Regions from separate parts of the Mus musculus genome. Here all the other regions are linked to region 3. Evidence: chromatin loops called from intact Hi-C (ENCODE). Cell type or tissue: left cerebral cortex. All regions are shown on one strand. Each heading gives the region's core, and the rest is flanking DNA. Links, peaks and the distances in the headings are about the cores only.

Region 1 (8,013 bases), core at 1,812-6,811, 840 kb after region 3:
TTCCAGCAAAATTTTACAACAGGAACTCTGGCGATGAAAACCTAGCCACACTTTTTTTTTGAGGCCCCACCCCCTTTTTGGTATTCTCTGTTTCCATAGGTGACAGTCATGAGCAGCACAGATACAGTGGGTCACAACCTGTTCCGAAGTGTTTGTGGAGACCAATTTGTCTTTCATCTCAGCTAGCACTGTGTTATCTACACAGAGGACACAGGGTGTGGACACCTAAGTCAACCCGGTGCCAACCATCCATTCAACACTCCCTCCAGCCTCCTGTCTGCTCCCGGGGCTGCGCTTCTCACAACCCTTCTCCAGTGTGCTGAAAAGCCTTGTGGCCAGTCTGACTGAATATTGTTCTTGATCTTCCTGAGGGATTTGTAGGCTTAGAGATGTTAAATAGCCTGCATTTACATGTCACACATGTGACCCTTAAGGTGGCTAGCTTGTTCTCTGTGGTTTTTTTTTTCCCATTTATGCCACCATGTCCTCTATAATTCAGTATATGTTTGTAATGTGGAGTATCTTTAATGCAAAGTATTGAGAGAGAAAGTTGGGTTTGGCTTTGCCAAAATGAATGAGGTTGATGATAAAGCCCCAAAACTTCCAGAAGAGCATTTAGTAGACCTTGATTACGGGCGTTTTTCAATGTAGGCGTACACATGTATGTTTAATGTGCTTTAAATGTGTTGACTATAGTTTGTTATGTTCTCATTGCCAAAATATGGAGAATTAAGCTGCGCATCCTCCTACTACTAAACAACAAAACAAACAATAGAAAACAAAACGTAGCCCACGAGATCTGTGTTCTTGGGTAAATCTCTGCAAGGGGAAAAGCAGCGCTGTTTTCTTGCCCCCAACCCCCTTCTTAATATGACCTTGTCTGTAGGAATGAAAGCACCTTTTGATGAGCTTAGGACAAGGTTTTAAGAAAAAGGAACCAGGGCCGATCTTTGGATCCAGTCTAATGACAGACCTGTACCTTCAATGGAGAACGTCCAGCAGGCGAGGGGGACACTGATGTGGTGTGTCTTGCTGGCGAAGCTGTAGATGGAGAAAGAACATTTTAACTAAGAAAAACCAGAGGGCTGGCTGCATATGCCCTCTATGTGTCCAAGCCCAGGCAGATGTATTAGTGGATAAGGATCTTCTCAGCAAGGGAAGAGGAAAATGGAGAGGACAAACTACACAATGGCTCTCTAGAATAGATTCCTTGTAGAAGATGGTGCCATCAAGACATTGGCCAGTTAGTGAAAAAGTTACTGCTGTACACATATGATGCTTTGACTAGAAGGGTATGGCCCCAAACAGCTCCAATGGCCTTTTTTTCTTTCCTTTCCGTTCTTTTTCTGCTGATAAGGCTTCATGTAGTCAAAGCTAGACTTGAGCTCCATACACGGCTGTGGATGGCCATGAATTCCTTAGTCTCCTGACACCTCCTAAGTGCTTAGGTTATGTGTCTGTGCTGCCACGCTTGGCTCTCAAATCCTTTCTAAACCTCCAAGTCCAGATGCCTTTCATCACTCAACTGCTTGATCTCATAAAATGCTCCTGGGGGAAAGTGCTAGGAGTCGTTGGGAGACACCTTCTGTCTTTGGCCTGAACAGGGAAGACCAAGGCCCTGCAGGCAGCCTAGAGCAGGCCTATAGGGATGTTCAGTAACCCTTCCCTTTCACCTCACCTCCCAACATTCCCAGTGCAGACAGAAAGCTTGTCCACATCAGTACAAAGGGAGATAAGCTTCCCATTTCTTCTCTAATGCCTGTCCATAGGCCTTCCCTCAGTCCGCTGGGTGGGGAATTTGAGATATCACCATCATGGCAAGAGTGACTTCTGCTTCTCTGGGGTTTTCAGGTCTGATGCCAGGGACCCAGCATGTGTGGCATGTGCTCTTTTGTGTGCTTACAGATCACGTCTTGTTTCTAGACTGTAACTGCATAGCATAAAAACAGCTTGTGACCCAGTCGACGGGGCGAGGCCAAGCCGTCCTTCCCACTTCCACACAGAGTGATTTTGGCGAATGTGAGCTCTGTCCCTCTGTGATTTCCTGCCACTCTTCCAGCCATCACACTGAGGTCTAGAACTCATAAAAACCTACCGAAAGGCTGAAAGGAAGAAAGACAGACAGTTGCACAGCCCCACAACACTGACCACAGATGATGACATCAGGACAGACCATGAAAGCAATCAGTACAGAAGGGACAGCAGCCCTACCAATCTATGTGGGAGGAGAAGGGTTGCCCAGCTGTGCTGAGCCCTAAGAGACCACAGAGGGTGGTCCATTATCACACTGCGGGGTTGGGAGGTCTCATCTACACAAGCCAGCTCCTACTTCTGTTCCCACACGTTGTGAGTGCTGACTAGGAAGAAAACCACATATGTACAGAGAAATCGGCCACATCTGCCACTACTGTCACTGAGGTCAAGGCCTCCTGTGTACTTGACTTGGTCTTAGACATGGTGCAGGCCTGGCACCTAGTGCTCTTTCTCCGAGCTATTTTTCTGGAAATGTACTTTCTATAAGCCTAAAATAGACCCACCAGCTTCTTTTTGTCTCAGACGCCCAGCTAGCACTGATAATATTTATTCCTTTGTAAGAACTATCAATCTTATTTTCCCTTAAAAATACCTTTCAAGTTCCCATATTCACGGGCACAACCAAGCCTTTAAATAACGAGACTGTCTGAATGTACATGGATCAGCAAAGAAATACAAATGATTTGGCTGATGGGCCCTCATTTCTACAATCAGACCGATATACTAATACCGATCAAGAGGATTAAATTCATCCCTCATTCTGACCCTGCAGAAACTATTCAAAGGATGAGAAGCTACGATGTAGCAAGTGACACCGAGTGCTCAGACTAGGGCACTCTGCTGAGGAAATGGTACCACATTTTCTTTGGTTCTTAGGCCGGCTATACCTGGAAAGCTCCAGCGATGTAGGAAAGTGCTGACAAGATCTGGTTACTGGAAAAGGCAGTCAGTTCAAGCTTCTCTTAAAACTGCTCCGCATGCAAGTCACCAAGCAAGTGGTGTATGTTCAGAGGGAAAGTTGGCCTTTTCCCAACAGAAGCTCATGAAAGCCAGCTCTGCTTCTGTCTGTGATTCTCTGGGGACCCAGGGCCAGGCTGGAAGTTTCCCAACCATTTTCAGCACTCAGATGTTAGTGAGCAGAAGCAGCCCACAAATGGCCTGGTAAAATGCTGGCCCCAGCCTCATTTCAGGAACATAATCTACTGGCTCAGAAGACCTGAGGCTAGACGTACGTTAGGATGTGCTTCGTGAGCCACAGTTACAAGAGATGCAGGTCCACGCTTTAGCCCTTTGAGCAACACCACTGCCGGAAACAGAGCTCTGAGAGCAGCAGATAACTCAAGGTGTCAGAGGCTCCTCAAAGCCACTGAGGGTTGGCTCTCGAGTCAGCTGAAACATTGATGTCATCGGGGAAGATTATAGAAAGCGGCCGAGTTAGCAGAGATCAGTGCAAGCGAAGGGCAGAGGCCAGTGGCCCATCAAGCAACAAGGGTTGAACATGGAGCCAGGAAGAAGATGGCATGCTCAAATTCTTCCGAGGGGCTTATTAGAAGGGACTGTTGTCTGACTGTATGGCAGAAGAACAGGGAAAGGAGGAGCCAACTAGAGGCAAATGATGTTGCTAGCAAACTGAAATGCTCAATATACTTATTATATGAAAGTGATTATTCAAATGCTTCAAATACCCACCAGTCTGTGTGGGCCTTGGAGGGACAGGGGGAGAGATAAGTTTCCCACTGTCCGACATGTTCTTGGCTTCTTTCCCACTGTCCAGGCTCCAGCTGCTAGGGGTGGGATTCACAGCTGGAAGGGAATAACACAGCTAAACACACAAGAGCCAGCTTTGCCTTTCAAATGCTTGAGATCTTAGGAGTCTGGCAGAATTATCCAGAACGTAGTCAAAAAGACCACAAAACCTTAAGCAGTAACCAAGCAGGACACTTCCCCAATATTAAACCTCTCTCTAATTGGTTACCTAACAGAGCTGACATTTAATTGAGTAACAGCAGGTCTCTTTATTTCCCTCAAGCTGTCAAACAGAACTGCAAATCTCTATGCCAGGGAGTAGCAACCTGCTGAGAATTCCAAATGTGTTTAGATGCTGAGAAATAGATGGAAAATATAGTCATCAGCCTATTTGTAGAAATGTCTGAACAAATGGCCATCTAAAGGAGGTGATGAGGCAAAGGGCACTCTCTTATTTCAACTGTGTGGCAGAAGTACCAAGGACAGGGTTGAGGGTGCCACACTGACCAGTCCTGTCAGGAAAGGATGAGTTCCAAATGGACAGATTACACTAAGTAAGTCCTGAGAAAACCACTTGGACTGCTGATAACGTCATTGTTACTTTGCAATCCATCTGCTCCAGGCATCACGGTGTAGGAATATAGACAGCTCTGCTAGGAAGCAGGGCAGGACACACAAGGTTATGAAACACTCCACAATGAAGTTTCTAATAGTAAAACCAGCGTTCCCGCTTGCTTCCCGTGCAGATACTGCCATCTGACGGACGCAGTGAGAATTGCCACGTTTTATTCCTCCAAGTTACTGCTTTGATTTAATGGGGTGGAAATATTTTAAACATTATTTTTTTTTCTCTATTTCTTTTATATTTGCTGGGTAGTTTTCTTTAGTAAAGTTGGTAAAAATAACAGCACATCCCTAGTTTCTCCTGGTGAAGATCAATGCTTGACTTACAACATTAAAGCTAATTCCATGCTTTAAAATAATTTTGGCTAGGCCCTCACTAATTTTCATCTCCCTTTGGGAAGTTTTAATGTTAATCTATCAGTGTACCAAAATGGTAATACAGCCTAGTTCTTAATGGGGGCAATTAAAGTGCACTTTACTGGGACATTTCATTAGTGAGTCTTGATTCATTAGCCTGCGAGACTGCTATTTTTGAGGCCTGACCCTGAGAGGCAAACGGGTGACTTTGCAAGTCCCTGCACCCACAGTGGAGGAAGCGACATTTAATCTGCTCTTCCTGGTCTGTGTGTTGCTAATTGGCTTCTTAGCTCTATGCATGCATTTGGTGTGTGCATCTTATTTGTGTGTGCTTGACCTTGAGGCGGGCCCCACTCCATTATGCGTCTGATCGCAATGCTTGCATGGCATTTAATGGTACAAGAGCCTGTGTGAGTGACCACCAACAACAGTTGAGCTGGCTGAATATGAGCTTTGTGAAGGAGACAATGGATGGGGTCTGTGGAATCAATCTGAGGAGTAGCTACTTTCATTGTGTGAACTAGTGGCTTAATTGGCAACTTTGCTTCAGGGAGAGCAGGCTTGGCCTGGGCTCGCTGAACAACAGAAAGCCATTACACAAAGGAGCTTCTAATTTGCTCAGAGCTTAGGAGTTTATGGAGAATGGATCATGATAAACTGCCTTTCACTAATTGCCTAAAGATCACACTCACCCTGATCATTAACAGTCTAGAGCTCTACCTGCCACACGGCACACAGAAGACTGGGGGAAATGAGGACACAACAAACCCTGACACATTCTAGGACCTACAAGGGGTGGATGACTGGTACCCACCTTTCTCAGGTGCAGAAAGGTTGGGGTCACTTCGAGGCAAGGCCCCATCTCCAATATGATTAAACAGCATCCTCTGGAAAGGGAGAAGAGTCCATTTTTATGATATAATATGCTGAGGTAGGATGCCTTTTAGAAAATGAGATGGTTATCTCCTTATGAAACTCTTTGCTCAAAACATTTTCTATATGGTATAATGAGCCTAGGAACAAATAATTAAACTCTATTTAAGGAGAAAAGGGGAAACAGAGTCTTAGGTTTTCTGAAAGAAACATAATAAGAAATGGTGTTTTACATTAAATATAAATGGTAAATAATTACTCATAATAAACATAGGGAAAATTAATAGTAAGAATTCGCTAGGTATGATGTTCTTTACAAGTGTATACTGCTAGACTGGCAGTATGACATGAATAAGAATGAAAGGAGAAATATTAATTTAAAAACCTACTATATAGACAAACTTATAGTTCAAATACTATAATAGACAAAAATGAGCTAATGAATATTCTATAATTTTAACCTACAAAATTACCAATATTACATAGCTCTACCTAACTCATGAAAAGAAAAAGTGGAAACCTACAGCATTATACATTATTATAATTTTGGTAACATATATACTGATTCAAATTTTACCCAAGACAGATAACTCAGGACTAATCAAGGAAGCCTTTCAGAGTTTCCCATGCTGGCACATGATCTCTTAGAGCAGATGAAACAAACTGAAATCCCCTTGCAATGCCAGTGACAACGGGAAATAAAATTGGTTAGCTGGTTCAGGCAAACGCACTCAGAAATCATTTCTGCAAGACATCAGTGCTGCGCAGAGGAGGTATCCTGGGCCTTTCGGGAAGATCACACAATCAGCAAAGATAAACCAATCAAGCCAAATCCCACTCGCTCTCATCCAATTCCAGATGCAGCTACAGACTTCTGCCAGGATGGTGTAGAAAAACAGAGAAATTAGCTGGAGCAGAAACAAGGAGTTTTCTCTGCTCTTAAAATTAGTCCCAAATAAACTGTGAAAAAAACTCAGGGATACAACACGAATCTTCAACTTCGTACCCACCCTCCAATGCACATACGTTGCCCCTGGACTGGGCCTGTGGCCCATGCTCACTCAGGTTTTTGAAAGCGAGGTTTGAGTGACCGGCGGAACCACATTCCCTAGCTCGTATGACATCTCCAGGACACAGCCCCTTTCCTGGTAATCCATGGAAGATCAATGGCAAAGGCAAACAGATTGCACCTACATTCTTGGGGAAAGGAGTCAGCTGCAGCTCTTCCCAATAGCTATGGACAAACAGGAAGGTCTGGGCAGAAGCAGGAGTCTTCCCCTAAATTCAGTTGTTCTTCCCTCCCCAGACTTCTACTCATACACATGCAAACACACACACAGATGGTTTATTCACTGGCTTTTCCTTGGAATGTTGTTGTAGCAGCCATGAACCAGGTTGAGATCAAGGGCCAGGCAGTCCCTCTCAGTTTCACTGTCAGGGCTGTGACCCAGATATCCCTCTAGAACAGTGGTTCTTTAATCTATGGATCCTGGCCCTATTGTGGGTCACATCAGATATCCTACTCAACCTGTGGGTACCATCAGATATCATGCATATCAGATATTTACATTATGATTCATAAAATTTACAAAATGACAGTTATGAAGGATTTATAACAGTAGCAAAATTACAGTTAGGAAATAGCAACACAGTAATTTTATGGTCGGGGGTCACCACAGCATGAGGGACTATACTCAAGGGTCACAGGATTAAGAAGAACCACCGCTCTAGAAGGATGAGTCAGATGGTGCTCCAAACAATGGGCAGAGACCAGAGGTGGACTGACAAGAGTCTTCTTCCAACTGGCCTTGTCACTGGTTGCTTTTGGCAGGCACTGTATGAGTCCAAAGAGATTCACACACAATCCCACACTCTCCCATTCTCTAGCCTCTGATTCCCCCACAGGAGAGTACCTGAGAAGGCTCCACGGGTGTTGGGTAAATGGCACTGCACGGTCTATCTCTTGGGGACAGGCAAGAGTTTTCTCTGGAATGTTTGTGTTTGTCAGACAACAAAGGCGAAGCTGGGAAGAGAAACAGACATTATCAGTGAGCTAGCCTGTGGGGCCTTAGTGAAAGCCAGAGTGGTGTGGCAGCTGCCTACAATATGGGCCACTGAAGCCACAGTTCCCAGGGCCTGGAAACATCTCAGGGCGCCAGACAGGACATCCCCAACTCGGCACTAACCTCTGGCACTCGACGGAGCAGAACTGGTCACATTAGGTGAAGCAGAGTGAGTGGAACTCAGGCTTGAGGTAGACGGACTGGGCTGGAAACACAGGGCACTACTGTCATACATGGCTAGGAGCTTTCATTCACGACATTTGAAGCAAGACACCAACATTCATTTCGTTTTCAAATTAGCAAAAAGAAAAACGGA
Region 2 (8,013 bases), core at 1,791-6,790, 570 kb after region 3:
TGTCAAACCGAAGGCGTAAGAACAGTGTGCACATGATAAGTTTATCCCACGTGGAGGGGCTTATCAGGAGGTAGCAGAAACAGTGCACTGAACTGAACGACTCTCCAAAGACTAGATCAACACTAAAGAAAATTCTCAAAACCGAAGAAGCATTTAATTCCCATTCCTGGCTGTCTGCCATCAGAACTCCACTCAAATGTATTTATTTCATTAGCTATTAACAGGATGTAGGTAACAGGTTTTCAAATGAACCCTGGTAAGAGCAGTCTCGAAGAAGACACACTTACACAATATCTATGACCAGAGGCAAGCTGGTAAGGACGAGCAAGTTGATACTGGATTTTTATATGTATTAAAATTACCATCCAACAAGAAAAATCTCATTCCCCCTCATAAATAAAGAATAACTGGGAATTGGAAAGATTCTCAATAGTAGGTTTTATTGTCACAAAAAAATAAGCAACAATAACTCTATCGTATCAGTTGCTGCCCCGTGCACTGATTTCCGTAACAAGGTATCAGACTAGAACAGTTTTACAAACAACTGCAGCCAAGAGAAATTTGGCAAGTTCTACCACAGTCTTCTCTGTATAGATTTATTTTTAAAAACAAACAAAAATCTCTAAGCTAAACCACTACTCAAGCATGTGCAGGACTGTAGCCTATGTCTCTGTATCAGCTGTGCACACCTTGACATTCATTTTCTACAACCAACACTTGGGATGCAACTTCTATCCACACCCAGCATCATATTTTACAGAGAAACAGCGCCATCTTTTGATGCCAAACAAAAGCCCATAATACTAGCTTTTCAAACCTTTTTGTCAGGTAAATTCACAACATACACAACTGTCATTGCATTTTATATCATAACTATCATCTCCTAAGAGTGTTTTAATTCCAAAATTCATAAACAGCACAGAAGATTGCATACCAAGGCGCAAATATTACAAAATCATATCAAAAGCATCTACTTTGGATCAATAATATAATAATTTCTAATCACTATCTTTTAAACAAAACTTATCAATTATGTCATTCAACTTATATACATTAAATAAAAAATTTGTTCTGGCATTGCTGTTAGAAGTCAGGTGCTCCCTCAAGTCTGCACATGGTGACTCAGCCCCAGCAGGCATGTCATTACCAGCCGCCACCAAATGTAACCAGCATACTCTTCCAAAGGTCTCTGCCATCAGATGGCTCTCTGTCTCTCTCTCCCTGCCTCTTAGGTAAGATCTGTTGGGTGCTGTGATCTCTGTAGCATCCCTTGGCCCTTGCTGGCCAGGTACCGGTGCTACATGAAGCCTAACAGTTGCTATATCTCAATACTGATTATATTTAAGATACGCTCATTAATACCATAACTGGACAGATAGTATCAGCAGTAAATTATCAGCTAAGTCCAGAAAAACACAAAAACAAATACAGTAAGTTACTGAGTTACTTACACCAATGACACAATGTCACCACGCTGTACTTCAAAATTTCTCACTTTCCAGTGGTTCAAAAGTACCACATCTGAGGACTGGCTTCCTCCAGGATTCAAAGAAGGCTACAAAATAAGAAGAGATACATTTATCACTTGTAATATTTTTCAGTCTTTATGATGCAGTGTACTTCATAGCTTGAGAACAATTCAATAAAAAAAATCCTACTACTGTACAATTTTAAAGCAAGAACAAATGAGTTTTCAGACAGGCTAACTAGGATTCCTCAAAAAAATGGAAAATAATAATATTAATAATGTTACCAATATCTAATGCAAGGAAAATATATATGCTTGAAATGAAGTCTTCACTAAATTCTAGTAAAGAGGTACATAAAGCTACATGAAGAATAAAAACTCATGCAAACAGCGACTCGATTGTCCCAGGATAATATTCTGATGGGACCTACTCCAAATCATCATTCCATATGGAAAGCGAGGAAATAATCTAACGGCAACCAGCAAAACATCTGTATGAAGAACCACCTGGAGCAGAGCAATAGGGATGGGAAAAGCACTAGCATAGGGATTGCCACCCCTCTCTTTCCAAGAGCATGTCCAGGTCCCGGTCTAAGACTGTCCTGGAATTCAGACAATGTCGGTTGTGCCTGAGGATGAATGAAGTGATAACTGGGAAGCACTGTGTTCACCGAGCCACAAAAATTTCAACCATGGCCCATAGAATCAACATGGCTGCTATTTGAATGGGGCACCAAATAGTCAATAAATAACAAGTCCAAGATGGAAGGGGGGAGGGGACAAAGAATGAGAACTACGAGGAGAGTGTTTTCACGACAAGTAAAAATGGAAATGTGAGAAACAGCAATTTCTGTGATGACAGAACGAGCCCCCAATAGCTGGGGCTGTTTGTTTCACTGCAAACTGATGGAGACAGCAAGAGAAGACACAATCAAGACACGGGCAATGAAAAGGAGTAAGGGCCAGGCAGCCACGCACTGAAACAACAGTGACAAACATTTAAGGTTCCTTGGAATCAAGGGCTATGGAGATGGTTTGTGGGTAAGTGCTTGCTACATATACCAAAGAACCTGAATCCGGAGCCCCAACATCCTCATAAAGGGCACAGACAGCTACACCTGCTATAACCCCAGTTCTTGGAAGGTAAAGGAGACAGATCCCTGGAACTTATTGATCCTCCATCACAGCCAAAGAAGTGAGCTCCAGGTTCAATGATAGATCCAACCCTGGAAAAATGAGGTAGATATGCATTCATACATGGGAGTATGGTTAACCAACTAGGGGCCACAGTGGGAAAGAAAACTCACTCTTTAACAGCTATCAATTGCAATAGCTCCCCAGCTGGGGGTGTGACTTATGCTCACCTCCATAATGAAATTTTGTCTAGCTTTAGCTTGAGCAGATATGTAAACAATACAAACTGGACTTGATGAATTAAAAATAAAACAACAACCAAAAAAAAAACCATTAAAAGGACACAAAGTTGGGTAAGTAGAGAAGGAAGAGGAAGATCTAGAAGAAGCTGTTGGAGGGGTGATTGTGATAAATTCAACCTTCAGCTGAATTTCCCCAAAGCCTGAGCATTATGTAGGCCTTAATCTCTCAGTGAGTAGATCTGTCCTTATGGAAGAGGTCCCATTCACTTTTCAACGTCCATCAATAGGGTCTATGTTTATGCTTGTTACAAATCCTTTGTCCCTAGCCCCTTCCCGTGAGCACTGTTTATCAGCCAATAGAATTCCTTCTTATGAAGAAGGTCACAAATGCTTTGCTATAGCAATGTGCTTTGCAAGAGAGTTTCAATGCAACCATCCCCAAAGCTTTGTTATAATGACTGTCACACAGAGACTTTTACCCAAAGTTTTACTGTGCTTGAATGTATTAAGAAAATAAACTGAGAGACTGGACTCAGGAAGTTTTTGACCCAGAGACTGCAAAAGTGGTGTTTGCACAAACCCCTGACACAAAATTTTTAAAAACCTAATTCTAAAAGGTCTCTCCCTTTCTAAAATAATTTTTTTATTTTAAATAAAATTTTTTTTAAAATTTTTAAAAAGGTCTCTCCCTTTCTAAAATAATTTTTTATTTTAAATAAAATTTAAAAATTAAACAGCAATTTTCAAAAAAAAAAAAAACTGGCCAGGTGCAGTGGCACATGCTTTTAATCCCACCGTTTGAGAGGCAACAGCAGATGGATCTCTATATTTAAAGCTGATTTACATAGTGAGTTCAGAACAGACAGGGACACACAGTTAGACCCAGATTAAAAAAAAAAAAGTAGTGGAGGTGGAGAGCAATTGAGGAAGATGCCCAGTGTCCACTGGTCTACACACACAGACACTCACACACACACACACACACACACACACACACACACACACTTATGTACATCACAAGCATATGTGTATGAGTACACAAACATACAAACATGACACAGACACAAAAAACATAGAACAGGTCCTAGAACTGCCACTAAAAGCTTCCTTTAAAGTTTATGTGGGCAAAGATGTAGTTATTGTAACGTGACCATAATTTTGACTCTCTAGGTTTGTATGGACTCTCCAGATGTTAGTGATGTCTTTATTTCCAGTCATCAAGCCACATAGTGTTTCTTTTTTGTCTCCTCATTGCAGTTCTCAAAGAAGCAAAGTCACCATGAAACTTACAATACATATACACTAACACTTATCTCACCTCCAAATCGAAAAAATTCTATTGCTTTCCAGACATGTGATTGTGAGCAAGCTACTCAATTTCATCATGGCTTCCTATACTAGGAAAATGAACAATAAATACTATTAGTCAATAACTAGTATTTAATTACTAAGAAATGGCGATCAATATCTGCTAAGCATTTACCATGCATTGCTATATAAGACAGCCTTCTGATGCTTAAGTGAGCTCTAAAGAGAGATCACTCTCTTCTGTTATTTTTGCTGTGTAGCAATAGCTAGCCAGGAACTCAGAGGTCTCCATGCTCTGCCTCTCGGTGTGCTAGAATTAAAGGTGTTCATCATCTTCCTGAGACAATTCTTTAAAGAGACAGTATCAGCTCCCGGCCCATAGTTATCATCTCAATAATTTGTTATTGATAGTCTACATGACAATCTAAATTATACATGTTTGTTTGCTTTCCCAGTTCCCTCTTTGCTCTACCCCTAAACAAAAACAGAGTCCACACAGTGGGAAAACTCTAAGGAGCCTGACTTGGCCAAAATTATATGGAAAGGAGCACTTGTCCCAACAACAGGTTAAAAATCCAGAACTGGGGATCAAGTTTACAGGATAAAGCACTTGTCCTGAAAGCATGAAGACTAGAGTTCAGACCCCCACAATCCATGTCAAAGCAGAGTGAATATGCCATCCATCTGTAATCCCACCATTTGAGAAACAGAGAGAGGAGAACTCTGAGCCAAACAGAGTAGCCAGGCTAGCCGGAATCAGTGACTCTGGGTTCAGGGAGAGACCTGGCCTATAAACACACTGAGATGTTCAGGGTCAAGTACCACCTATATGCTGTGAGAGCTGAATGCACTCTCAAGTCACTTTCTTCTCCACGCTAAATCCAAAGTGCAACATTTGGATACTAAAACACTTTCTGTTCATATTGTTGGTCTTTACAAATAAGCAACATTTTCTTTGATTGTGACCCCCTTGCTAAACACTCTAAATCCAGCAACAATTATTTGAGCTCCAGACATGTAGTGACTTAAATAAGAATGGCCCCCACATGCTCATAGATTTGAAAACTCGGTTTCCAGAGTGATACCTTTTGAAAGTATTAGGAGGTATGGCATTTTGGGGGTGGGGGTGGCCTTGTTGGAGGAAGTATGTCACTAGGGGTTGGCTTTGAGATTTCAGAAACCCAAACCAGGCTCAGTAGCATCTCCTCCTCCTCTCCTCTCCTCTCCTCTCCTCTCCTCTCCTCTCCTCTCCTCTCCTCTCCTCTCCTCTCCTCTCCTCTCCTCTCCCCTCCCCTCCTTGCTAGCTCTACCTCTCCAGCACCTTGTCTGCCTGCATGCCACCACACTTCCCACCATGACAATGGACTAAACCTCTGAACTGTAAGCAAGTCCCAGCTAAAAGCTTTCCTTTATAAGAGTTGCCCAGCTGGTGGTGTAATAGAAAACTGACTCAAGACATAAATTTACACCAAAAACTGGAGTACTGATGCGACAGACCTAACCATGTTTCTTGTTGGTAAAATGTGGAGTTTGGGACTTTGGATTAGGAAAGCAGTTGAACCTTGTAAGTAAGGCTTACAGGTCCATACTAGTAGGAGCAGGGAAGACAGTGCTATTGAAAACAATGTAGATTATGATGGCCCAGGTCAAGAGGTTTCAGAGAAGAATATGACTATGTGGCCTAGTGATTATTCTTGTGATGTTTTCATCACAATGAAGAATGTGACTTTTTTTCCTTTGTTCAAAAAACCTGCCTGAGGCTAAATTGAAGAGTTTGGGAATCTCCAGAGCCTTGGCAGTGGCGATTCCATAACAGTCTAGCATTAGCTGTATTTCGTGGTTATTGGTTTCCAGTCTTATGCAGATCCATAATGAAAAGGAGCAAGCTTAGCAAGGAGAAATATAAAATGTACAGTTTGAGGAGAAAAGGAACAGACACCACCATATATAATGGAGGTGGATATATAAAGGACATAAACAGATTAAAGAAAAGCCTGATGCTTAATAGAAGAAAGAGAACAGTGACCTCAGGGTAAGAGGTCACTCAGGTCATCCACCCAGCTAAGTTCTGTGTGTGTGTGTGTGTGTGTGTGTGTGTGTGTGTGTGTGTGTGTGTGTCTGTGTGTCTGTGTCTGTGTGTGTCTGTGTGTGTCTGTGTGTGTATGTGCGTGTGTTTGTGTATGAAGAATTTTTTTTCTAAAAAAAATGCTTAAGTTGTGAAGGAAACTATCTAAAACAGAAAGCTGATGAAAATATTATGTGAATGAGGGGCCATGTTCCTGCCCTAGCAAGCAGTAGACCTTGGCAGCTTTAACCACATGGTTCTGACTTTAGAGTCAAGGAACAATAAAAGAGTTGTGGAATCACACACACACACACACACACACACACACACACAGAGAGAGAGAGAGAGAGAGAGAGAGAGAGAGAGAGAGAGAGAGAGAGAGAGAGAGAGAGCAAACGAGCTATGGAAAACAGCTGATGCCAGGAGTATGTCCCTACATGGAAGCCATTGTATGAAGCTATGAAGGTGAAGCCTAGATTTCAATGAAGACCTCATGATGTTGGAGATGCCAGAGTTGTAGGATACCTGCCAAGTAGAGCACTTAACAGAATGTGGAAGCAACTCAAGAGAGAAAGCCGTGTCACAGTCAACAAAGCTGAAAGAAGTTAGACATCTGAAGAGCACTTGGACATCAGACATGAACATGCAGAATTTAGAGTTTGCCCAACTGGTTTTAGGTCTTGCTTTGGTTTAATATTTCCCCAGTATGCTCCTCTCCGTCCCTTTTGCAATGGTAAAGTATATTCTGTGCCATTTTATGTTTAAAGTTTGTGATCTGCATTTTTATTTTGATTTCATTTATAATTAAGAGACTGCCATGAGTCTCAGAAGACACTTTGAACTTTGGAGTTTGAACTCCGTTAAGACTGTTATAGACCATGGCAACTTTTGAAGTTGGACTACATTTTTCCATTACAATTTTGCTATAAACCTAAGGGGGTCCGAGAGTGGAATGTGGTGATTTGAATAAGAATTGTCCCCATAGGCTCATAGATTTGAATGCTTGGTCATGTGGCCTTGCTAGAGGAAGTATGTCACTGCTGATGGGTCTGAGGCTCAGTGGCTCTATTTATGCTGCCTGCAGATTCAGATGTAGAACTCTTTACTTCTTCAGTACCGTGGCTTCCCACCGCGATGACAATGCACTAACCTCTCAACTGTAAGCAAGCCCAAGTAAATACCTTCCTTTGGAAGAATTGCAGTTGTCGTGTTGCCTCTTCACGGCGATACAACACTGACTTAGAAAAAGCAGTTATTTCCAACCAGTAGACTGAAACCCACCAAGTCCTTCTCCTTATAGTTTCCCACCTGCTTTCCTCCAACAGCTTTTACAGCACAACATTAAAGCCCTGCTGCTCTCCAGGATTCTCTCCATAACCCTTATATATTTATCAAGCAATAGAACACACTAAGGATACTTTTCATAACGACAAGGTGTTGTATACACTTATTTCTGCCTAAATGTATCTCCCTCTCCTACTATCCTGTCACTCTGGATTCCCATCCGGCTGATGGTGAAGGACTTGAATCCCATGAAGCTTCTTTCCAAATGCTGTCCTTATCCCCATTCTCAGTCACAGTAACCAAACACCCCAAGCTACCCTTCACACCTTTCAGTATTTCTATCACAGGATACTTAAACATACACTAACATTACTCCTTTATCTTTTCCCCAAGAACCCACAAACATCCTGAAGACAGAATATTTTTCCTTCTATCTATAATCTTGAGGAGTTTGAGAATGATTAATGTATTTAAAAAAAAAACTAATAAATAGGGAAATTTCCAGTCTCCCT
Region 3 (8,013 bases), core at 1,560-6,559:
TCAATTCTTGACCACCTGGCTATGGATGACGCAGCTCGCACAGAAATGCATCTTGACACAGAGCTTGAGACGCATGTAAGTGTTGAAGACACTTGTTTCAGAAATGTCCCCGATGGCACTGGCATCTATAATTTCTACATGATGAACTTAATGGCCTTGTCCTTGGGCATACATAGGGCACAGTTCATACAGCTAAGTACGTGAACAAGACTGAAGATAATTGATAATTGATTCTTCTTGTTTTGGCCATCTTGGAACCAAGACTCAAAGAAATCAAAGGACAACTGTAATGCATGGACTTGTCTCCAGGGTGTGTTATTTTCAGTTCCATCCCTATATGTCCATTATTATATCCACACCATGCTCCATTTATTATTGCTGGACTCTTACTGGGTATAAAACAAATTATTCTCTGTTAACAGCATGCTATATACCAGTCACCAGTGAAGGGGTATATATTCATCTCTAAACCTCTAGCACATCTGTGGTTAAACAGCTATTTGGTCACAAAAAGCAAATCCAAGAGAAGCCTGTGTTCCCTTGGAAGCACCAGAAACACATAATAACCATAATCTCTGACTCTTTGGATTGGATACCTATCCCTCTCAAACAAAAGCAGTTCTATTTCACCCTTATCAAAAACCAGTCCACTTAGATAATAAATGCTTATAATTATATTCTCTCCATGATTGCAAAATACCACGTTGATTAGATGAAACAGGCTTGCCATGGAAACCTCTATATTCACTAAAATCCTGTGTTGCCAATTACTGCCTCACTCCACTGTGCTATTCATTTAGAGATATGCTTTGCAGTCATGTGTCTATACCAACAGCCTTTCTCTGCTACAAATGATTTCCCTGGCTTTAATGCATGAAAAGCTAACAAGTTTTTGGACCTGACACTTCTCAAATTAATACATGACTCCATTTTGATGTGTTCTATCCACATAATGTTATCAATCTCTGAGTCATTGTCAAACCTGTGATTACCATGGAGATCAATAGATTAAGACACCCAGATTAGGAAAGTTTAATGTAGTCCTTATAATTAAAATAAGATTTATTCATACTTATATGAAACAGGATGAATATACCCCCCATTTTATACGATACTAAGCTTTTCCTGTGTAGTTGTTTCTAATAAGTATTTGTGCGAGCATGTAAAGAGTCTCAGGGTGCCTTTGTTGACACTGAATGAGAAGGATAAACACAAATCAGGAAGGAGAGGGGATTAGGATGTTTCAAGTGGAAGGAAAGCATAGTCAAAGTCAAACAAATAAGAAATTATCTTATTTAATACAATTCAGACTGATAATTGTCAGAATTTCTTTTTAAGTTGGCAAAGGATTACACAAAAATACATTCACACAATACATCATAATATATTATAATATGTGCAATGCATAATTCATTTCCAAATTTTAAAAAGACATTTTCTTTGGTTATAAAACCTCTGAGCTGAATTCTTGACAAGTCTCTATTTTACAAAGCACACCTGTATATCCTGGTTACAAACCCTACTTTTAATTTCCTTACATTGGAACATATTTAAAGATATTTGAATCGAAATCTGCAGACAGAATCCCTGCAGATTTTTATGCATTTTCCTCGGGACTTTTCAGTTGTCTTGTCCCATTTGACAGCCATTTAAGAAAGCAAACTCATTCTAGTTCAGGCGTTCTAAATATTTGATTTGTTTTTCCCCTTAATTGAATTTCATCAAGGTGTGTAATGTGTAATTAAATAAGATGGTATGATAAAAGTGCAGCCAGTATAAACATGTTTGGAAATAATCACAACTGAGTTTTTGAAGCATGAATTTTAACTGTTAAGAACCAAAGTATTACGAGGGAGTGACCTCTTAGCTGCAAGCATTCTAGGTCATAAACCTCAGGCAAATGTTTTACTGTAGTAACAAAAGTAAGTTACATGAAAGTTGTTCATGTGAAAGACCCAGTTTAAATCATTTGTTTAAATGTGTGGCAGAAAATAAAACAAAACCAAAAAAAAAACACTGTGTTTATATTCGACCTTTGTGAAAACTAAGCTAAGTCTAAAAGAAGAAGTGATACTGCATGTTGAACTAGATCATACAATTAGGGGGGTTAATGGAAAGGCATTGAGAGTGGAGCTTCACAAAATGGAAGCTGGGTCCACCCATCTGCCTGCAAATGTATTGATGTCATTTTGTTGTTGTTTCATCCTTTTTATTATGTATTTATTCACATCACATTCCAGTATCAGCACCCCTCTCCTCCTCCTCCCTCATGCAGATCCTCCCCCATCCCTCCCTCCTCATTCCCTCACACACTACAACCCCCCCTCCCGGCACATCAAGTCACTGCAGGACTAGGCACATGCACCCCCACTGAAGCCAGACAAGATGGCCCAGATAAAGGAATGGGATCCACAGGCAGGCAAGCCATCTAATGTTTGGCTGGGGATCTCTGCATCTCTTTTCATTGCCTGTTGGGTAGAACCTCTCAGAGAACAATTATGCTAGGCTCCTGTCTGCAAGCATAACATTCATTAAGAATCAGATATTGGTTCTTGCCCATGGGATAGGTCTCAGTTTGGGGCAGCATTGGTTGGGCATTCCCTCTGTCTCTTCTCTATCTTTGTCCCTGCACATTGAATAGGCAGCACACATTTTGGGTTGAAGGATTTTTTTCCTAACATCTGGGAAAAATCCATATTTTCTTTATTTATTCTTCAGTTGGGGGACATCTAGTTTGTTTCCAGTTTCTGGATACTATAAATACATTTGCATGCATATCTATAAGGAGGAAGTGGACTCTTAGCAGCAATGAACATGGTTGAGCAAGTGTCCTTCTGGTAGGATGAAGCATCCTTTAGGTATATGGCTAACAGTAGTATAGTTAAGTCCTGAGGAAAACTCTTTCCCATTTTCTAAGAAATGGCTATATTGATTTCTACAGTGGCTGTACAAGATTGTACTCCAATGAGCAATGGAGGGCTGTGCACTTGCTACACATCCTGAAAATTATGACCTATCACTTATATCATTGACCTTGGAATCTCAAAGTAGTTTTGATTTGCATTTCCCTGATGGCAAAGAATGTTGAACATTTCTTTAAATGTTTCTCAGCCATTTGAGATTCCTATAATGAGAAGTCTCTGTGTAGCGTTCTACCCCATTTTAAAAAAAAAGAAATATTTATGTTATGTATGATTTCAATTATAGTTCTCTTCAGACACACCAGAAGAGGACATCAGATCCCATTACAGATGGTTGTAAGCCACCATGTAGTTGCTGGGAATTGAACTCAGGACCTCTAGAAGAGCACTCAGTGCTCTTCACCACTGAGCCATCTCTCCAGACTACCCTACCCCATTTTTAAATTGGATTGTTTGGCTTGTTGATTTCTAGTTTCTTTAGTTCTTTATAAATTTTGAACATTAGCCCTCTGTTAGATGTGGAGTTGTTGAAAATCTTTTTCCAATCTTTAGGCTGCCATTTTGTCCTACTGATAGTGTCATTTGCTTTATAAAGCTTTTCAGTTTTATGTGGCCGCATTTATTAATTATTGATCTTAATGCCTGTTCTATTGGCACTCTTTTCTGTTCAGAAAGTTGTCTCCTATGCTAATGTGTTCAAGGCTATTCCTTACTTTCTATTCTATGACGTTCTTTGTGTCTGGTTTTATGTTGAAGTCTTTGATCCACTTGGACTTGAGTTTTGTGCAGAGTGATAAATATGGATTTATTTGCATTCTTCTATACACAGACATCCAGTTAAAGCAAGGCAACCCAGACCCAGAAAGATAAACATGATATGTACTTGCATGTGGATATTAGCTGTTAAATAAACAATAGTCATACTATAAACCACAGGTCCAGGAAAGTTAAAGAGGATATCTAAGGTTGCAACCATGTGAAGAAAAAATAAACAGATCTTGTGGATGCACTGAGAACAAGTGGGGATAGGAACATGAAGGATCTGGTGGGGGACAGAGGGACCAAGGGACAGAGTACAAAGAAAGATGACTGGTGGGCATTTAGGAGGTAATGTCAAAACCAAGTGCAGTGGAAACCTCCTGGAACCTCTGAAGGTAGCCCCAGTGATTACTTCTAGTAATGGAAGATATGGAGCCTGAACCAGCCATCTTCTGTAACCAGGCAAGGCTTCCAATGGTGCGACACTGGTATAGCAACCCAGCCACAAAACCTGTGACCCACAGCCTGTCCTGCCTGCAAGATGTGCTGGGGCAATGGTGGTCAGAGCATGATGGAATGGCCAACTAATGATTGGTTTAACTTGAAGACCATGCCACAAGAGGGAGCCCATGTCTAACACTGCCTACATGGCCAGGATCTGGAAGCTGGATAGCTCAGAAACCTAGGGGAGAATCAAACAAAACTGGCAAGAAAAAAAAAAAGATTTTTAATTATGCTCCACTATACTCATAGATTGATGCCTAGCCCAGTTGTTATCAGAGAGGCTTCATCCAGCAACTGATGGGAGCAGATGCAGAGACCCACACTCAACCATTAGGTGGATCTCAGAGACCTGTGCAAAAGATGTGGAGGAAGGACTATAAAAGTTAGAGGGTCCAAGACACCAGGAGAACAGAGCCCACAAAATCAACTAAGCAAGGCTTAAAGAATCTGCAGCAGCAACCATGGAGCCTGCCTGGGTCTATGCTAGGACCTATGCACAGATGCTTGGGTTAAGATCTAGAAACTGGAAACAAACTAGACGTTCCCCAACTGAAGAAGTGATAAAAAAATGTGGAGTATTCTCAGCTGTTAGGACAAAACAAAACAAAACAAAACACCCTTCCACCAAAAATGTGTGCTGCCTATAAAATGTGCAGGGACAAAGATAGAGCAGAGACAGAGGGAATGGCCAACCAATGTTGCCCCAAATTGAGACCCATCCCATGGACAAGAAACAGCATATGGCTGTTTAGCTTGGGGTTTCGTTGGATCCCTGATAAAGTGAGTGGAGGCTGTCTCTGGCTCTTTTGCCTGCTTGTGGAACCCTTTTCTTCCTACTGGGTTGCCTTGTCCCACTGTTATATGAGGGTTTATGTCTAGTCTTACTGTAACTTGTTATGGTGTGTTCGGTTGATATCACTAGGAGGCCTATGTTTTCTGAAGGAAAAACAGAGTAGTAGTGGCTCTCTGGAAGAGGGGAGGTTGGGGTAGGTGTGCCTGAGAGGAGGGGAGAAAGATGAGGCTGTGGAAGATGTTGTGAGGCCGCCTGACATGTCACCTATATTAATTATCTTTGCATTTCAGTACCCCAAGTACCAGAGTGAACTCACCTTAAGGCAGGAAAGGCAAGACAGGCTAGCTCTTCCACAGTGGGGAAGCTCTAAGGCAGTGGGAAGGGTCCTCTCACATGACATTGAACAAGGAAGGAGGCAGGGACCAAGGCCTGGGATACCTAACCAAGTTATTAGTGTTGATCTGGATCATCTCTGGAAGGGCAGGGTAAGGGCAGGTCAGCATAGAACTGACACAGCACATGCTGCTTGACCTACTGGGGCTAAGGAGGAAGGGGAGGGGAGTAGAGGACATTTTCTCGTGGATCATCTCATCTGCCATTCAGATACCACTTAGCTTTTGGGCTATGGGTGAATTCGGGAAGCAGTGAGAAATTAAAGCTCACATTTCTAAGAAACTCACAAAATTAGCTACAAAAGGAAGAAAAAAATGCTTATCTTTATTATCTGTATCCCTGTACCCAGCAACCTCAATGTCCAGAATAAACTGACCCCTTTCTTGTCAAGCCATCAGACTTCCCTTTCTCCTTCAAACTTATTTATAGTTTGGTACCGCTAGACCATGCAAGTGTTCTTTGAAGATCTGGGCATGAGAAACCGCATGGAATAATTCTTTGAACATCTTTGCTGTACTATGAACTTGCCTGATAACTGATTTAGTGTTCACTCTACTGAGAAAACTCTACAACAAAGTCCACTAGTAAGATAATTATGTTCCTGCTATTGAAACGTGAAAGACTTTGAGGCTATTTCCGATTTTTTTTTCTGTGTATAATCTTTTCTGGAAGTGGGTATATACTGATACTAAAAATGTACTTCAAGTTTTCAGAAAGCACACAGCGTGCTAAAGGTAGTAAGCAGCTAGAGAAGAGACAGATTCCTTGAGTAAAAGATAGAAATTAAGTTTTCACCAGACAGATAACTTCATCCATATGACTTCTTAGTGTCCAGAGCGTTAATATAGCTTTAGCTCCTTTTAGGACACAGACAACAATGTGACAGAATAGAGAAGAGACTGAATTAAGTGAATCCATTTCTATGTGCTTGAGTTCACTCACTCAAGAGAATAAACAGTCATTGAGTTCCCTTTAGGGGCCAGATACCTAGGACATAACATGAGAGAAAACTGGACGTCAGTCCTCTACAGAAACTTCCAACTTAGTCAAGGAGGTAAGCATTGACCAATAAATCAAAGTAAAATATATTATAACTGTACTAAGGATTGTGAAAACAAAGTCCCTGTAGCCAGAAAACTATAATTGTGCGTGTGCGTGTGTGTGTGTGCGCGCGCGTGTGTGTGTGTGTGTGTGTGTGTGTGTGTGTACCTTGTGGTCATGAGAGATTATCATCAAATGGTTCTATTATTAACAACCATATTTTGGAGATAGTTTCTTATTGAACTTGAGACTTGCTATTTACGCTACACCAGCTGGCCAGTGAGCACCCAGAATTCACACCTGTCTGGACCTGAGGTGCTGGTGATACAGATGTGCATTGCTAACTGGGCTTTTGTGGGGGCTGGGGGGTGGTTCTGGAGATCCAAACTCGGGGCCCCATGCCTGTGCAGTAAGTGCACTACCCACTAAACCATCTTTCTGGTCTCAAACAAATAATAATTTTATTTATTTCCTCCTTATTTATGTCTTCTTTCTTCTGTTTTGTCCTTCTTTTTCCTCTTCCTGTCCTGTTCCTCCTCCTTCTCTTTTTGAGATGTAGTCCTACCATGTAACCCAGGCTAGCCTGCCGCTTTTAAAATGTTCTCAGCCGTACCTCCTGAGTGTAGAGAGTGTAGATTATAAGTGTGTACCAACAAATCTAGCTCACAAATTATGCAAATAAGGGGAATATGATGTAGACATGGAGTGTGATTAAAATTAGAATGGAGGAGCATTTTTAGCAATATTGGAGGCACAGGCCAAGTCCAATGTCTAAAGGAAACCTAGGGCATGTAAGAACATGAAATGGCAGAGTGGCAGCAAGGACTGAGAATTAAAAGCAACAAGCAGAAGAGAGAACAGGAGACCCAAGGGCTGACATGGTCCTACAGCTGTATTTAGTAAGCTGATGGTGCTTGAAGACAGTTTAGTCAAGATAGATGAACTAATGCTTTCATTGGCTACAAAAGACCCACACTCACTATGCACAGACAACCTGCTAGTAAGAACCCTAAAGGAAATTCCTCATGAGACCAGGTGTGTGCCAGGTATAGAGAAATGAAGCTACATGATATTTGCCAAAAGGAGCCTGAGGAAACGTCAAATGCACGGAAGCTAAAGAGCAGTGCACTCAAATCCCCCTGCTTCAATTGCTCAGGAAACACCAGACTACGTAAGGGCAGTTTGCTAGGAGGAAACATCAACTCCCGAGCCTTTCTGATGAACAGTCAAACAGTTAGGAGACAAGCTATTCAGGAACTTGAAACACCAGGGTGGCTGGCAGATTTGCCTCTTCATTCTTGATAGCCGAGATTAACTGGGAATTGGGATACAGCAGAGTAACTTTATGAGAACTGTATTTCAACAACATCACTTAAGTGACTCAAAATGATTTTCCATGCAGTCAACAAAAACTCATTTGATTTCTACAATACCCCATAAACACAGTAGCAAATGAGAAGGATACAAAGGAACGGCCATTAATGTATTCTCTGAAGTCTGATGATAGCTAGACACACACATACACACATGTACATGAGCAAGAGAAAGCAGAGAGAGAGAGAGAGAGAGAGAGAGAGAGAGAGAGAGAGAGAGAGAGAGAGA

The links. A loop is a pair of places that touch in the nucleus more often than their neighbours do. Peaks named below come from ENCODE experiments on the same cell type or tissue, not always from the same donor. Only the 100,000 strongest peaks of a DNase experiment are listed, where the experiment ranks them.
Region 1: it touches region 3 in a loop (3-fold over the local background); 6 of 42 quality-filtered maps call a loop at or near these places.
Region 2: a loop joins it to region 3, with 4 times the contacts of the local background. A loop is called at or near these places in 7 of 42 quality-filtered maps.

What each region holds. Positions count from the first base shown.
Region 1 is chr12:40,834,265-40,842,277 of GRCm38, reverse strand. Dock4 (dedicator of cytokinesis 4) reads right to left here. Exons shown (of 53, transcript NM_172803.2): 48 at 7,821-7,902; 49 at 7,548-7,657; 50 at 5,576-5,648; 51 at 3,724-3,837; 52 at 980-1,041. Among named protein-coding and RNA genes, the nearest start is that of Immp2l, 190 kb to the left of the region's middle. In left cerebral cortex, for the core only: a CTCF peak has its summit at 4,541; DNase peaks (open chromatin) are centred at 3,117, 3,828, 4,511 and 5,161; H3K27ac peaks cover 678 bases.
Region 2 is chr12:41,104,382-41,112,394 of GRCm38, reverse strand. Immp2l (IMP2 inner mitochondrial membrane peptidase-like (S. cerevisiae)) reads right to left here. Exons shown (of 7, transcript NM_053122.4): 4 at 1,452-1,555. Among named protein-coding and RNA genes, the nearest start is that of Immp2l, 84 kb to the right of the region's middle. In left cerebral cortex, for the core only: no CTCF peak of the experiment used is centred there; a DNase peak (open chromatin) is centred at 3,705.
Region 3 is chr12:41,676,631-41,684,643 of GRCm38, reverse strand. All of the region lies in intron 5 of Immp2l (IMP2 inner mitochondrial membrane peptidase-like (S. cerevisiae)), which reads right to left. Among named protein-coding and RNA genes, the nearest start is that of Gm40412, 73 kb to the right of the region's middle. In left cerebral cortex, for the core only: a CTCF peak has its summit at 4,304 (motif pointing right); a DNase peak (open chromatin) is centred at 4,285.